Linked DNA regions of Mus musculus: region 2 is linked to region 1. A link is a loop called in an ENCODE intact Hi-C map of the cell type or tissue named here. Cell type or tissue: heart. All regions are shown on one strand. Each heading gives the region's core, and the rest is flanking DNA. Links, peaks and the distances in the headings are about the cores only. Region 1 holds the start of Tex30 (testis expressed 30). Region 2 holds the start of Mrps9 (mitochondrial ribosomal protein S9).

The links. Peaks named below come from ENCODE experiments on the same cell type or tissue, not always from the same donor. Only the 100,000 strongest peaks of a DNase experiment are listed, where the experiment ranks them.
Region 2: it touches region 1 in a loop (5-fold over the local background); 2 of 42 quality-filtered maps call a loop at or near these places.

The regions. Positions count from the first base shown.
Region 1 is chr1:44,098,681-44,107,017 of GRCm38, reverse strand. It overlaps Tex30 (testis expressed 30), which reads left to right and starts at 4,577. Exons shown (of 6, transcript NM_001356297.1): 1 at 4,577-4,690; 2 at 7,017-7,170. The coding sequence starts at 7,156. Poglut2 (protein O-glucosyltransferase 2) reads left to right here. Exons shown (of 10, transcript NM_023645.3): 10 at 1-472. In heart, for the core only: a CTCF peak has its summit at 4,493; DNase peaks (open chromatin) are centred at 4,537 and 5,277; H3K4me3 peaks cover 2,539 bases; H3K27ac peaks cover 2,140 bases.
Region 2 is chr1:42,846,238-42,854,574 of GRCm38, reverse strand. Mrps9 (mitochondrial ribosomal protein S9) reads right to left here and starts at 3,342. Exons shown (of 11, transcript NM_023514.4): 1 at 3,149-3,342. The coding sequence starts at 3,283. In heart, for the core only: no CTCF peak of the experiment used is centred there; a DNase peak (open chromatin) is centred at 3,344; H3K4me3 peaks cover 1,757 bases; H3K27ac peaks cover 1,483 bases.

The DNA.
Region 1 (8,337 bases), core at 291-8,290:
ATGTTTCACAGACAATGTCAAATTTACGTGTGCCCATTCACTTTCTCACAGTATTTCGTCTTATGCAGTGTTCCCATGACTGTCTTTTACATCACATTTTAAAATTTTTATAATAAAACTGCCTTTATTTTAAGGGTCTGTTTTGTTACAGTTATTACCTATGAGCAGAAGAAATAGGCGAGTTTGGGTCCTTGATTCTGGTGAGTGCTCTGATTCAAACAGGCCTCCAAAAGCAAAACAAAACTCAGCCAATTGTGGTGGTTCATGCCTATAATCCTAGCACTTCAGAGGTTAAGACAAGAAGATTCTGTGAGTTCAAGGCCAGTCTGAGCTACATAGTAAGTTGGAAGACAATAAGACTCTGTTTTAAAATGCAAATGACTCTGTCTGTTTTAAGCTCTTTTTCTTTTGGAATAACTACTCATTGAGTCTCAGTCAAACCTCATTCTAATAAAACATGCTAGAGCTGCCTTTATCTGGCCTCTGCCTCTGTTGGTAGTCAAACCTATTACCACTTATTACAAATCCTGTCACCGCCCACCCAATGCTCGTTTCCCTCCGGCCCTGGTATTTGTTTTTCCCTTTTTCTGGAAGTCAGGATCGACTCTACTTTCTCTAGCTCCTTTCAGGAATGTAACACCTCTGATTCTTTATATTATGTAGTCGCCATACTTTGCAGTAGTTCCCTGTAGACTCTCCCCTAATCCTCAGTCCTTAAGCATCTTGATTACAAAGATGATTCTTTTGGGGTCTAACAGGTTTCCCTGATTGTGGAAGGGACAACAAATTTTAATGGGTCAATAAAATGACAATTAGCTTGAAAATGCAATTAAAGAACTAGCTAGGGGCCAGGCATGCTAGTCCATGAGTCCCACCACTGAAGTTTCTCCTCCAGTTAGATAAAGCTCACACACAACAGTCAACCTACTTTACTCCAAGTTCACTGATTTTAATGTTAATCTCTTTGAAAAATACCCTGACTGAAACATCCAAGATGTTTGACCTTATGTTGGGGATGGCCCAACCAAGTGAACCATTACTAATGGGGATTCATACAATAAATGTTGAACACATAATATGCATTCAGTTATATAATACCAAGCTCCAATAAAAGAGCTTTAAATAGCCACTGGTTGGGTTTTTTTGGTTTTGTTTTGTTTTGTTTTGTTTTTCAGATATCTACTGGAACTGTTCATATTTTCTTTTTCTGTTTTTGTTGCATTCATTTACAGTGAATTGTACTAATGACGTTTTAATTTTGAAGCAATGTAAAAAGCCATGCAAATTACGTATTATTTATTTGGTCATGGCTGAATTGTTATAGTAATTGATTCAGACATTCACTGTTTTGTTTTTGGTTTTGGTTTTTTGCAAGTTTTACTTCTTCAGAATTTTATGCAATGTGGTCATTTAATAACTTATGTTGTATTTTTCTTTTTCTTTCTTTCTTTTTTTTTTCTTTGACATGGTCTTACTAGGTAATCGTGGTTGACCTGGAACTCTCTATGTAGAGCAGTCTGGCTTCAAACTCATAGAGTTCTACCTGCCCCTGCCTTCTGAGTGCTGGGATTAAAGGAGTAGACCACCATACCAGGCCTTGATTTAGGACATTTTAAACTACAACCCAAATCTGGCCCACCATCCATGTTTGTACAACCTTGAGACTAAGAATAATATTAGCATTTTAAGTGGTTGAAATCATCAGTACACATATGTCTTAGTCAGGGTTTCAATTCCTGCACAAACATCATGACCAAGAAGCAAGTTGGGGAGGAAAGGATTTATTCGGCTTACACTTCGGCTTACACTTCCATACTGCTGTTCATCACCAAGGAAGTCAGGACTGGAACTCAAAAAGTCAGGAAGCAGGAGTTGATGCAGAGGCCATGGAGGGATGTTCCTTACTGGCTTGCTTCCCCTGGCTTGCTTAGCCTGCTCTCTTATAGAACCAAGACTACCAGCCCAGAGATGGTCCCACCCACAAAGGGCCTTTCCCCCTTGATCACTAATTGAGAAAATACCCCACAGCTGGATCTCATGGAGGTACTTCCCCAACTGAAGCTCCTTTCTCTGTGATAACCCCAGCCTGCATCAAGTTGACACATAAAACCAGCCAGTACAACATAGAACTCAAATTTTGGTTCATAAATAACGGTTTTATATTAGTTTCCTATTACTATCCTATTCCTATAAGTATCACATACTTAGTCCTCTAAAACAATAAAAATGTGTTGTTACAATCCTAGAAGTCACAATCTGAAATGTTTCCCTGGGTTAATTAATATTAAGACATTTAGCAGGGCTGAATCCTTCTGATGTATGGGGTGGGGGTTTCCTAGCCTCTTTTTTTTCTTCTTCTTCTAATGGGGCATTCTTAACATTTCTTGCCTTGAGAACCCTCTCTCCATCTTCCTAGCCTTCAGCTTAATCTCTTAAAATCTCCCTCTGCTTCTCTCTCAAAAGCACCACTGTCTTATCTGAACACTGTAGCAATATGATTCACAATAAGCCAAATGTTCACAAACTAGTAAACGGATACATAAAACTGTTTAATAGGATTCAGTGATAGGAATTATTTGAGAAGAAGAAGCAGGGTACACTTACACATTCCAAGTGCAAGGTGACAGATCAAAGATCTCATTCTGTGACTCCATTCAATAGTCACAAATCATATTGGTGGGTGTCTGGTGTGAAAGGTAAGAGAGGGAATGGTAAGTTTCCTCTAGAAATGATAAGATGCCCTTAGAATTTGATGATAGCTGCAAATGAGTGTACAATTACTGGAAATTGAAACTTAGGACAGGTAAATAAAGCATAGAAAAGGTATCAGACCTGAGCTGGCAATGTGTTAGTGGTAGAGCGGACAGTGGCAGTACGGACTCCATTAAGGGACAGATCACACCATAAGCACACCCACGTCTAGAGGTCACCTTGATTATGTCATTGGTTGGTTAGTCGGGTTTGTTGTTTTCATGTTTTTCTGCAGGAATCTTGTGAATGATACAATGTAAACTGTTTCCATTCTTGCAAGAATTGGTGACCATAAACTGTTTCATGGTATGTTCACTGTCTACTCAGAGTATGTACCATTCCTATGCTCATAAAAATAACTCCAAAATTCCATTTGTTGGCTCCGTTTTTTGTTTTGTTTTGTTTTTGTCTGTCTTTTTAAAAATCACTTGCTCATTTGCCATAAAAAGGCCTGTTTCTGGTCTGGGCTGCTTTTATTCTCCTACTACTGAGGAGAGTTTAAGTCTTGTCTGGCTGTAAGAGTAAAATTTTTCCCTTGCAACATCTCAGTGTTGGCTCCTGGTTTTTGACACTGTAACACACTCAAGAACCCAAAGAAGAGAGGAGAGAGTCTGGGGAAGAAAACGGGCAGAGGAGGGAAAGAAGGAAGACAGGTTAACAGACAATAAGGAAGTGTTAATTTAAAAATGTTAAGACTGTAACTTGAGAAAGCACTTGTCATAAATGGCTTTCCCTTAGTTGTTTCTTAATATGTACTGTGTCAGAAGAGGGCAGGTAACCAAGTGCATAAGGGGGATTTAATTCATTTAGTAAACATTTGCCACGTGTTATCCTAATCAGGAGAGTCAGTCAAATAAATACACACACACACACACACACACACACACACACACACACACTCCTTAAGGAAAAAGACAAAAAGGACATGTAGATGAAGTCCTAAGTAAAAGCTGCAATCTGAGGAACTGGAAGAGTCAAACCTCTGCAGTTGGGCTTGCTTGGTAGGTTTGGGGTGAAGTGGCAAAGCCCCTGAAAGAACAGGAGGAAATTCTGATTATTTGGCTCTAAAGAGGAAGGTACGAAGTCTTTGGGTGGGACTGAGTGGATGGGTCCTATATACCCTCAGGGTTATCCAAATGAAGTGATGGGCACAAGGATGCTAGCAACCCACCCTTCTGATGACCGGTAGACAAAGCAGGCAATGGTAATGTGGGAGGCTTAACCTAGCCTGGCGCACAGGGAATTACGAGGTCAAGTCGCCAAAAAATAAAAATACTTTAGGTGAATGGATAGATAGATGATTGATAAATGAGAGAGAGAGAGAGAGAGAGAGAGAGAGAGAGAGGAGAGAGAGAGAGAGAGAGAGAGAGAGAGAGAGAGAGAGAGAGAGAGAGAGAGAGAGAGAGAGAGAGAGAGAGAGAGAGAGAGAGAGAGAGAGAGAGAGAGAGAATGAGAGAATTTTAAGTGCAAGATTTTGTTTTGGGCCGCATGCATAGCTGTCCTATGCCCGCGAGGTACTGAATCGTACCCGCCTGAAATGCAAAGGGATAAAGAATTCACGGCGGGATGTGAGGAAAGAAGTTGTCAGGGTTGACTCCGTGTCTTCCGATGGGCTGATCAGACCGGAAGAAGCCAAGGCAGCGACAAGAAAATCCTTTCCCGCGCTCGGCTCGGCGGTCCCAGCATACAGACTCCGGCTTCAGGAGTCCAGCCTCCAGGCGCCCGCGAGGGGCGTGGCCGAGCTAAAAGCCGGCAGAAAACTCTCTTTCCCGGCGAGCCTCGCGGCGCGCCCCACGAGCCCCGGGCGAAGCCTGCGTGCGCCAGCGCAGTAGCGGGCCGCGCTGACGGGGGCGGCGAGGCGGTCGCTTCGAGCGTGTTAGTTCGCTCCCTGAAGAGAGTGAGGGCGGTTGGGCGCTGGCGGTCACTCGTGCGTTCGCTGGTAAGCGCGGCGGCGGGAAGTGGAGGCAGCGGTGGTGAGGCCGGCCGGCAGCTCCTCGGGGGCTGCTGCTCTCCTCCGCCCGAGGCGTCCGTGGAAGCCAAGCGCTCCCGGCCGGCAGCCGCCGACGGTCTGTTTTGCCGAGGAGGGTGGACACGGGTTTAGGACGACGGGCAGGTGGAGCCGGGCCGCGGCGACTCTCACGAGCTGTTGGGGGTGACGGGAGCTAAGCCTCCTCCCAGACGGGCCCGGGACGCGCGCGTTCGTTAAGCGAATAAACGACGGTTCCCGTCGACCTCTAACCTCGGGTTTGGAATTTTTTTTTTTTTTTTTTTTTTTTGGTCGTATGGTTGGTCGACCCCGGCGATCCTAGAACTCACAGTTTTGTTCGCGCGGTGACAGCCTAGGTAGTGCTGCAGACGGAACAGACAGTGAGTAAATGTTTATTTTTTTTTAAACTGGAAGTCGGGTGGCCGTGGCGTTTGGGGAGCTTAGTGGAAGCTAACTACCAGAAAATAACTACCTTGTGAGTGTGAGTAGCCCCTCCCCCCTAAACTGTTGGCTTGATTGTCCAGGACGTTTGAACCCCGTACCGCATCAGCTATATTTGTTTTGTGTCACAGTCGTCACCTTGTTTCTACCGGGTTGGTGGGTTGGTGCAGTGTTCTCCCTCTGCTGTGGGGCGACACTGAGGCTGAGCCAGGCTTCCGTCCTCCCTTATCTAAAGCGTGGGGGGGGGGGGGGGGGCGGAGATAACAGTCGCTTCGAGCGCTTACCATATGGGACGTTTTCGGTGTTGCTGAAGCAGTCTAGAACAAGTTCATAATGAAGTCTGGAGGAAAGCCGTTTTCCTTAAAATCACAGGTTAGTCTGGAAGAGCTTCCCAGGTTGATATTAACTTAAAAACATGTATCTAAGTGTACTGTTTTTCTGAAATCCCATTAAAGTGACAGGAAAGAGTTCTTTATGGGGTTGGTTGGTTGTTTTGTGTTTAGTTTTGTTATTGTTTGTTTTGTTCTGTTTTTGAGACAGGGTCTTGCCCAGTCTGGTCTCAAATTTGCAGATTCTCCTTTCTGCCTTTCAAATCCTGAGATTATAGTCAGGCCCCACCCAACCTGGCTTTTGCGAGGGTGGGGGGGTAGTCACTGGGAAAGACACCTTGGAGATATTAACAGTTGAATAATGAACTCTTAAAAAGCAGTGGTTAAACCAACGGGGGGGGGGGGAATCTATAAAACTAGTCTGAATTAATAAAAGCCTTCAGATCACACAAAAACTGGCAGTTCTTGATATATTTGGAACTGGAAGGGGAAGTGCATTGATGTGGATAGAGGTGCAAGACTAATATGTTAGTTTAAGTCTTTTTAAGGAGCAGTAGGGTATTTCCATTAGTTTCCCCATTTCACTCTCTTGAGTGATTGTGTTCCCCAAGTTTAAAAGACTAGAAAGAGCACAGAGGAGAAAGAAGAGAAGAAAAAAGAAAAAAATTAGAGGCTTATTTTGACAAAGGTTTTTTTTTTTAAATATATTCTTCGAATCTTTTGCGCTTTGAACCATGTTACTGTTACCTACTGAATAAACAAATGTCCATGCACATGGATGATAATGGAAATTCTCGTGCCAGTGATATGCTGAAAAATGAAAGCTCTCACAATAAAAGGGGATCTCAGAAATTATAGTAGCTCTCAGTGCTTCCAGCCCTTCAGGTCAGTTGTGACTTAGACTGCGCTCCAGGCTTTAATTTGGCTTTAAGTTTTCTCAGACTATCTTCATTATAGGATTCTGGCTGAAAATGAAAAAAAAAATCCCGGGATAGATTTTCTCTGTGGTTCAGGGTGAAAAATCAGTTCGAAATTTCTAGAAATCTGCCATAGCTTAACTCAAAAGTAGAAGTTTGAAATGTTTTGGTAGCCAAACCCAGAGTCGATAGGATCACATGACAAGGACTATTGTTATATGAAGGAGAGAAAAATGGAATGATTGATTTAATAGCTTCAGGGAAAATAATTAAAAATTGTTGAGATTGTATCAAAAAAGGAATAACAAAGGAACTTATTTAGTAGAAATTAAGTTGGGCTGGTTAAGAATGGAGATTCTTATAAATATATTCCAAATATATTTTTAAAAGGTATAGCATCTTGTTTTGGAATGAACTACTTTAAGGTGTCTGTGTCAAAGTATCAAATTTGCTTTGTCTTATATAATATCTGCCAGCTCCTGTAATTAGTTTTGAGTGCTCATAAAAATCTTGAAAGTAATATGTGGTTGAGTAATGACTATGTACAGAGATACCAGTGTGTAAAAGAGTTTCTAATTGTGTCTATTTCAGATTTTGAATGTGCACATTCCTAGTTTGGGGTCATATCCTTGTCTGACAACTCACCTTTTACAACAGAATCTGCTTTTCAGAGAGATGCCCTTTGCTTCTCAGATGTAGTGCACCTTACGCTTATTTTTCAACAGTGAAAATGAGTCATACAGAGGTAAGCTATGGTCATATCCTCAGTATCTTCTGGTCAACTTTGGGAGGTAGGAGAATGGGTTAAATCATCATTTCTGTATAATAGCCTTGCTTTCAGTTTGCACAGTAGAGGCAGTACAGACTTAGAATTGTAAAGATTCCAGAACAAGAACCTGACTTTTCATTCTTAGCTAATAGCTATGTAGCCTTGAGCAAATTAATCTGCTATGCTGTATCTGTAAAGTAGGAATAATAGTAATTGCCTCATAGAATTATAAGGAATGCTTACATGAGTTAATATATTAGCACTTAAAGCACATGACAGTATTTCTTTTTTTTTTAATTAGGTATTTTCCTCATTTACATTTCCAGTGCTATCCCAAAAGTCCCCCATACCCTCCCCCCACTCCCCTACCCATCCACTCCCACTTTTTGGCCCTGGCGTTCCCCTGTATTGGGGCATATAAAGTTTGCAAGTCCAATGGGCCTCTCTTTCCAGAGATGGCTGACTAGGCCATCTTTTGATACATATGCAGCTAGAGTCAAGAGCTCCGGGGTACTGGTTAGTTCATAATGTTGTTCCACCTATAGGGTTGCAGATCCCTTTAGCTCCTTGGGTATTTTCTCTAGCTCCTCCATTGGGGGCTCTGTGATCCATCCAATAGCTGACTATGAGCATCCACTTACGTGTTTGCTAGGCCCCGGCATAGTCTCACAAGAGACAGCTATATCAGGGTCCTTTCAGCAAAATCTTGCTAGTGTGTGCAATGGTGTCAGCGTTTGGAGGCTGACTATGGGATGGATCCCTGGATATGGCAGTCTCTAGATGGTCCATCCTTTTGTCTCAGCTCCAAACTTTGTTTGTTTTGTTTTGTTTATTTTTGACAGTATTTCTTTTCTTTTAATTAATTTATTTTTTTACACTCCATATTTTATTCCCTCCCCCATCTACCCTCCGACTGTTCTACATCCTATACCTTCCCCCCACACATACACACATAGATGTCCCCACCCCACCTGACCTCTAAACTCCCTGGGGCCTCCAGTCTCTTGATGGTTAGGTGCATCATCTCTGAATGAACACAGACCCAGAAGCCCTCTGATGTATGTGCATTGGGGGCCTCATATCAGCTGGTGTATGCTGTCTGTTTGGTGGTACAGTATGTGAAGGTGGTGGTCTGTTTAGAGG
Region 2 (8,337 bases), core at 99-8,098, 1.3 Mb after region 1:
TTACTCCATTTGTTTTAGCTACTTGCTTTTACCACCAATTTTAGAGACTACTAGCTAAACAGTGGACTTTTTGTAGCTTATACATTACACCACTAACTACACATCACAAGATTAATGCTGCTTTTCAAGAACTGGGAAAGAACTCAAACCTTGTAAATGGCAGCTCTTTCTTTGTCCAATAACAAGTGACCTCTGGACTTCATGCTAATATGTGCTGGCTAGTTTTTTCAAATTGTCACAAGCTACAGTCATCTGGAAAAAGATACCCTCAAATGAGGAACAGCCTCCATCAGATTAGCCTGTGGGATTTCCTTGATTTATAACTGATGTAGTAAGGCTCCTGGCCTTGCTCTCCTTGATGATGGACTGTAACTTCTAATCTCAAAAGACCCTTTCCTACCTCAATTTGCTTTTGGTCATGAGTTTTTAACCACAGCAATACAAAGAAAATCCAGCTGCTGTGTGAAGATCCAGGAAGCTGGTTATATATGACAGACCACCACCATCGAGGCACTCTTACCCACCTCTGATTACCTTTCCTACACCCCGGACAACTGTCCTCTATCTCATAAATACGGTCAACTCTCACCACAGAGAGGCAGGGTGGAAACTTGCTCTCCGGTGTCCACTGGTTTGAAAGATGAACAAATCTTTTCCTCAAAATGCATTGTTTCAGGGATCGGCATATTAAGTAGTGGCCACAATGTGGCTGGTTTGGTAACTCCAATCTCTGACTCAGTCCCTAAGTTCTAACCAATTATCTGTTGTTGCTAGAGCCTACTCCGATTATAATGTACCCTTTTATATTGTTGTACAACTATATCTTTCTAGAGCATAATCACTACATAAAATTTATAGATACTATATAAACAGCTTATACAAGTACATTCATATATATGAAATGACTAACTGTTGCTGAAGCTTCCAATATACTGTCACATTCCCTGGGGGGCTGCCTTTGATCACCTGTGTCACCCTCTGTTGACTCCAGACTGAATCAGGTAAATACATGTCTGTGGTTCTTCTGTATTATTTCTGGAAATCTCTCACAGCACATTACAGAATCCGAACATGTTCAGGTGCACTTTATGAAAACTTTGGTCACTCACATATATGGCTGCTATCTATAACTATATTTGGGATGTTCAGAGTTTGTGGTTGTGTTGAGGCATAATATGAAATTGGTAAGAACCCATAAATACTATAAGGACATCAGAGGAGGAAGCCAGCTAGCAAGGGTCCCAACTGAGACCCAGGAGTCACACCTAAGTAAAGCTTGCTTCCTTATGTTAGTGGCATTAGTGTTTCTCAAAAATTTTTACTGTCACCCACAGTTTCTGTTGATATCAGTACCTACTATACACTTGGCAGTGTAAACAAAACATGAAAACACTTTGTAAAATGCCTTTTATTATTCTATTACCTCTACTCCTTTCAAGCTGTTTATGACCTTTGAAGAGATTCCATAATTAATGGCACATGACCCAAATATGAAATGGGGAGGGGATTACTTGGTTAGTGTTTTATTTGCTCATAAAGTCATTAATTTTTTTATATAAAACATGGGCCCCAAGAGAAATACAGCTATTAATGTTATATGCAGACGTGGATAAGTGATTTTTAATATGAACATTAAGAAACATTAGTATTTTCGGCAGGCACTGTACAAAAAAAAGGTTTCTAAATGTCTTTGTGTGTGTATACATACATGGGGGGAGGGGCTTGTTGTTAGAGGTATCCCACTGGGGGCTGGGCTTTAAGATTTCAAAACCCTGTGCCAACCCCAGTCTCTCCCTGTTCAGGTGTCTTTTCGAAGCAACAGAAAAGTAACCAAGACAATGTGTATGCATGCATCCGTGGGAAGAAAGCAGTGTGCAACCGGAATGAGCTTTAGACATAATAAAAGACACATACATGTATTCCCCCTGTAAATTAAAAAGGTAAAAGGGATGTGACCCAGCGAGGCTCATTTTGTAAAATGTGTTTGTTTACACATAATTATAAGAATAAAGAGAAAGAAGAAGGGTACACTAGGTTCAGAATATAGGAGAGTGAGAGCCACCTGCCCATATAATCATTACCAATAAACATATTTTGTATGCTACAGTTCCTCTCATATGCAATTATGTGTCTCAAAGAGATGTATAGAAGAAATAAAAATGTCCAACACATTTTCCAATTTTCAAAACCAAGAAACCCAGATGTTTAACAGATCAATGGACAAATTGGTTTATGTTACAACATCAAATAACAGAAAAAGGTGGCCAGTCATTTTGTAAAACAGTTCTAAGATCCAGCGTTTAACTTCTCGGCAATATCTGGTGGTAGTACTGCTTTTCCAACATTTCGTACTCTTTCTACTCAAACTGTTCTGTTTTCCAACCCCCACTTGTTTGACCGCGTGTTCTCAATCTCTTGAGACCTCTCTTTCGGCCTGTTCATCTGCCTACTCTTGCAGGACACCATCTGCGCGCTATTCCCTGGGTTTCCATTAGAACCTGCAAGGTAACAGGACTTCAAAGTTAGGTCTCCTCCTGTGTCACGGGCACACCCACCGAAAGGACTACTGGAAATCTCCGGTAGAATATGCCACAGACACTTTAAGTGCAATTACAGCCGAAGCTCGTTTTCTCCCACTTTTAATGAGCCACATTAAACGGGCGACAAGCAAAGACTCAAGCTAGAAATCCCAGCTTCACACCGACCCCGGAATTGAGCGAAGCGGTCAAATTCTGCTCTCCTAATGTCACACACACACACACACACACACACACACACACACACACACACACAAGTTTCGGGAAAATTACAAAAACTGAAATTCCGCAAACGCAGAGCACTTGTAAAAAGTCTCAGTTCGCTCCACAGACTGACTCTGCCCAGGACATCTTCCGGGTCGCGCAGAGTTCGGCTCCCCTTCTCCCCGGGACGAATCACAAGACCCAGGCAGCCACCCAACTCCATCTGCCGAACCCTTTGCTCCTCAAAGCCCAGGGAGAGGCTGCAGAGGATCCGTCCGCGGCCGATTCCCCGATCCCCAAGCGTGACCTCCGACCTCTACCTTGAGGGCTCTGGCAGCCCTGGAAGGTGGGCCGGCTTCACGTCACCCTACCACACGGACCGCCAGCTCCAGCTCCCAGGACCTTACCTGGAACCTGGTCCCTGTCTGCCAGCCAACCGCCGAGGCTGTCCAGTACCCGGGCCTCTGGCAGAGGCTAGCTCTAACAGCGGGAGTGAACCAAAGGGAAAGCACTCGGCCGCAGGACACACAGGGGGCGGCCATGTTGGCCGTAAGAAACATCCTGGCGGGAGGGGAAAGGGGTGGAGCCTGGAGACTGCGCAGGCGCAGACCTCCCAGGCGGAAGCGCTTCCTTAGCAATTGCAACTAGGGGCGGAGTTCTGTAGTCCAGCCCCTCGCCGCTGATTGGGTGCGCGGCAGCAGGTTGCCTTGCACATGGCTTTCGGCTTACTAGCAGCTGTAGTCCTAGCTGAGTTCCTGGTACCCACGCTCAGACAAGCCTTCCACAGTCTTATTCTCACTCCAACAATCCAAGCTGGCTTTCCTGTCCGCTTGCCTTCCCGCAAGGGCCTTCTGCTCCCCCTTGAACTTGCCCGTTTTAAAGATCTGTTTCAAGACATTCTTCTTCCAGCAACTAACCATTCTGGCTTCCAACACATTGTGTTGACTCTTAGCTGTCTGACCCACAGGCTGAGGAAAAGCACCTCCCTGCTCAACTTCATGGCTCTCCCTGATTGCCTCTGAGCCTTAAAGCCATTAAGAGTGGCTGCAGACACAGGAACTGTCTTTGCCTTCTGAAACTTGAACTTCCTAACCCTAAGTCTAGGGTTATCTCTACCAGATACAAGTGGTTGAATAAATCACTCTTAAAGGGTTTTCCAATGTTGAAAATTATCATTGAATAATTTGATAATGTTGAAATTATCATTAGAAGTTTAAAACATACTCAGAAAACGAGATCAAGGTGACCGAGTAAGAGGCTGAGAAGTTAAAAACACTCTATGTTCTTTCAGAGGACCTGGGTTTGGTCCCCAGAACTCTTGTGGAAAATCACATCTATCTATCTATCTATCTATCTATCTATCTATCTATCTATCTATCTATCACATCTATCACATCTATCACATCTATCTATCTATCTATCTATCACATCTATCTATCTATCTATCTATCTACCTATCTATCTATAATTACAGCTCTAAACAATCTGACACCTTCTCTGAATTTCAAGGGGATCAACCATGTCTGTGATGTACAGACACATATACATACAAGCAAAATATTTATACATGTAAATTAGAAATCTGTTTTTTAAGTTATGAAGTAAGTGCTGGCATCGTACAGTTATCACCTCATAAAACAGCTCTAGGGAAATAGAAATTGCATAGCTTCAGAAAAATAGAAGAAAAAAAACCCCTCCAAATAGGATGCTTGTAGTAAAGGGGGGAAATCATTATTTTCCCCTTTGTTTGTTTCCTTTACATTAGTGAAAATCTCTTCATTCAGTGGCAGAAGTCCAGGACTAGTATTTGGAGAAGAAGAATAAGTTAGAGGCGAGGCAGTGCTGGCCAGAAAAGCAGGTAGGCTAACTCCAGATCTTTACCTCTCCCTCTATCTCTCCAAATCCAATCCTCTAGTCTTATCTGTAGCAGAACTGCTGTGGCCTCTTCTCACTCTCTGATCCCATTCCCAGGGGACTAAACAGACCCTGGTAGATCACCCACCTTCCCTCCCTCTGCAGCCCTCCTTACTTCCTCCCCTCCAGCCCATCTTCATTCCTAAATGTCAGCTCTCAATACCAAGAAACACATTGTACCTGGAACCCCCAGTAGCCACAACTGGCTGGATCTGAGAAGCATTCTACCAGGCAACACACAGCCACCACAGACTCCTAAGAACCAGAGAAAACAAACAAACAAAAAACAAGGAAAAGAAACCCACTCAGCAAAAGCAAGACCAGATGTCAGCACCTGGAATTACAAACATCCCCAAACCCAGATGCCTACATGCCATCATAAAAACAGAATAAAAACCAGCCAGTATAACATGTCTCCATTAGATCCCAGCAACAGGCCCGAGAACTGAAACTTAGTTGAAGACAAAGACTTTAAAGTAACCTTCATGAATATGATAGAGGTACTTAAAGAGGAAATTAATAAACCCCTTTAATAAATCTGAAAATACAAACAGTGGAAGGAAATCAATAAAACAGTCCAAGACCTGAAAGAGAAAACAGGATCAATAAAGAAAACCAAAACTGAGAGAAAATCTGAAAATAAAAAATTTAGGGACTCAAACAGGAACCTCAAAGGCCTCACAAACAAAATATAAGAGGGGGTAGTGAGAATCTCAGGCATAAGGGCTCATATGTAAAATAAAATGGAATTTTGTCAAAATAACAGTAAAGAGATTCTCAGGCTTTGAAGACACCATAAAGAAGCTGATACCTCGGTCAAAGAAAATGTTAAATCTAAAAAAAAAAAAAAAAAACCTGACACAAAACATCCAGAAAACTGGGACACTATGAAAAGACTAAATCTAAGAATAATAGGAATAGAGGAAGGTCAAAGGCATAGAAAACATTTTCAATGAAATCATAAAAGAAATTGCTTCTAACCTAAAGAAGGAGGTACCTATCAAGGAACAAGTCGCTTACTGAACACCAAATATATTGGACCAGAAAAGAAATTCCTCTTGACACAAATAATAAAAATATTAAATGTACAGAACAAAGACAGAGTATTAAAAGTTCTAAGGGTAGAAAACCAAGTAACATATAAAGGCAGGCCAATTAGAATTACAACTGATTTCTCTACATAGATTTTAAAAGTCAAACAGGTTAGGTTCATGTTCTACAAGCTCTAAGAGAACACAGATGCCATTTCAGACTAGTATACACAGCCAAACTTTCAATCACAATATATGAAGAAAATAAGACATTCTGTGATTTAAAAAAAAAAAATCCAAGCACTATCTACAAATCCAGCCCTTTAGAAAGTGCTAGATGGAAAACTTCAACCAGAAGAGGTTAACCACATCCAAGAAACAAGAAAACCTAGGAATAATAATCCTAGACCAATGTCTTAGTCAGGGTTTCTATTCCTGGACAAAACATCATGACCACGAAGCAAATTGGTACCAGCATAGTGGGGTATTCCTGTGACAACCTGACCATGTTTTGGGGAGGACTGTGGACGAACTTTGGACCTTTGGGTCAGAAGATCCATTCAGTGTTAAGAGCTCTGTGGGGTGTTGTGTAGGAGCTTGGAAGATAATGTTGAGAACAGTGCAGAAGATGGAGACCTGGCTTGTGAAATTTCAGAGGAAAGATTAAAGACTTTTAATCACAATCAAAGCTATTTTGACTGTGAAGATTCTGTGGTTCTGGTTAGCTGGGGCTGAAGAATCAGTTGTGATTAACAAGATACCAGAACTACTAAAGTGAAAACTTTGCATTAGTGGGACTATTGATGCTGGTTAGCTGGAGCTAAGAAATTAGCGGTGATTAAGAAGAGACCAGCATCATTAAGATGACATCTTCTGGGAAATGTTTTCTGAGAGGACAAAGAGGCTGTTCCAGAGATAACCAAGGTTGTACCTCTTGCTGCAGCAGGACTTGGTAATGTGTAAGAGTCACCCAGGTGGTACTGGTTTTGAAGGCATGAAGGGGTCACGCAGAGCAGCTGAGGCTCGGCACTGTGAGAGGCCATGGAAGGCCATTGGTGAAGGTGCAGCCTCAATTGCAATTGATGGCCCAGGACTGAATGAGTCATGCAAAGGAGTTGAGGCTTGGCATCATGAAGAAAGCCTATGAGAGGCTATTGTTGAAGCCTAGTTACAGTGGAAGACAGCAGCGTTTTGGAGATGCCAGTACCATGAGATGACCACCAAGAACAGCAGCAGCAGTAAAGTACAGGCAGCTGGAGCCTAGAGGACGACGTGTGTGCTACAAAGGGCAAGGCTGGAGAAGTGACCCAAGCCCTTGGAGGAGCCTAGAAGATCATGAGTAGATCCCAGACATTGGACAGTTGGAGTTTGATTTTTCTTTTGATTGTGACTGTGCCCTGATATTTTTCCCTCTTGAAGGAAGTATTTTAGTGGAGTCCACAGTTAAGGGACTTTTAATTGTAAAAACACTTTGGATTTGAAAAGATATTGGATATTTTAAAGTGATTGAACTTTTAATATGTGAAGACTGTGAGACTTTTAAAGTTATTTAGATCTTGGGGGTGAATAAGAAACTAAGGGTTGAGGCTTACTAGTGATGTGTTTGTGTGTCAAGTTGACAAGGGGTCAATTGTACTGGCTAGTTTTGTGTCAAGTTGACACAGGCTGGAGTTATCACAGAGAAAGGAGCTTCAGTTGGGGAAATGCCTCCACAAGATCCAACTGTAAGGCATTTTCTCAATTAGTGATCAAGGGGGAAGGTGCCCTTGTGGGTGGTGCCATTTCTGGGCTGGTAGTCTTGGTTCTATAAGAGAACAGGCTGAGCAAGCCAGGGGAAGCAAGCCAGTAAAGAACATCCCTCCATGGCCTCTGCATCAGCTCCTGCTCCCTGACCTGCTTGAGTTCCAGTCCTGACTTCCTTTGGTGATTAACAGTAATGTGGAAAGTGTAAGCTGACTAAACCCTTTCTTCCCCAACTTGCTTCTTGGTCATCATATTTGTGCAGGAATAGAAACCCTGACTAAGACAACCAGCAAATCAAAAGAAACACAGACACGCTCACTATAAAAACAAAATAATATTGTTCATTGATATCTCTCAACATTAACGGTTCCAATTCCTAAATAAAAAGATACAGACTAATGGAATGGGTCTGAAGACAGAATCCATCCTTCTGCTCTATCTAAGAAACACTTTACCTTAACGTTAAGGGTCATCATCACCTCGGGGAAAGGATTGGAATAAGATGTTCCAAGCAAATGGACCTAAAAAGCCAAACAGATGTAGTCATTTTAATATCTGGCAAATAGATTTCAAACTGAAACTAATCAGAAGAGATAGGAAAGGGCACTACATACTCATCAAAGGAAACGTTCACCAAGAGGACATTCCTATTCTTAACATTTGTGCCTCAAATTCAAGGATACTGAAGTTTATAAAAACTACAGTAGCTTAAACCATATATTGACCATCACACACTGATAGTGTGAGACTTAGATACTCAAATCTTGCCAATAGCTAAACACAAATACTTTAGCTCACTGATGTTATAAACCAAATGGGCCTCACAGATATTTACAGGATTTTACCCAAAAACTGAAGAATATACTTTCTTCTTAGCACCTTGTGGGACTTTCTCTAAAATTGACCAT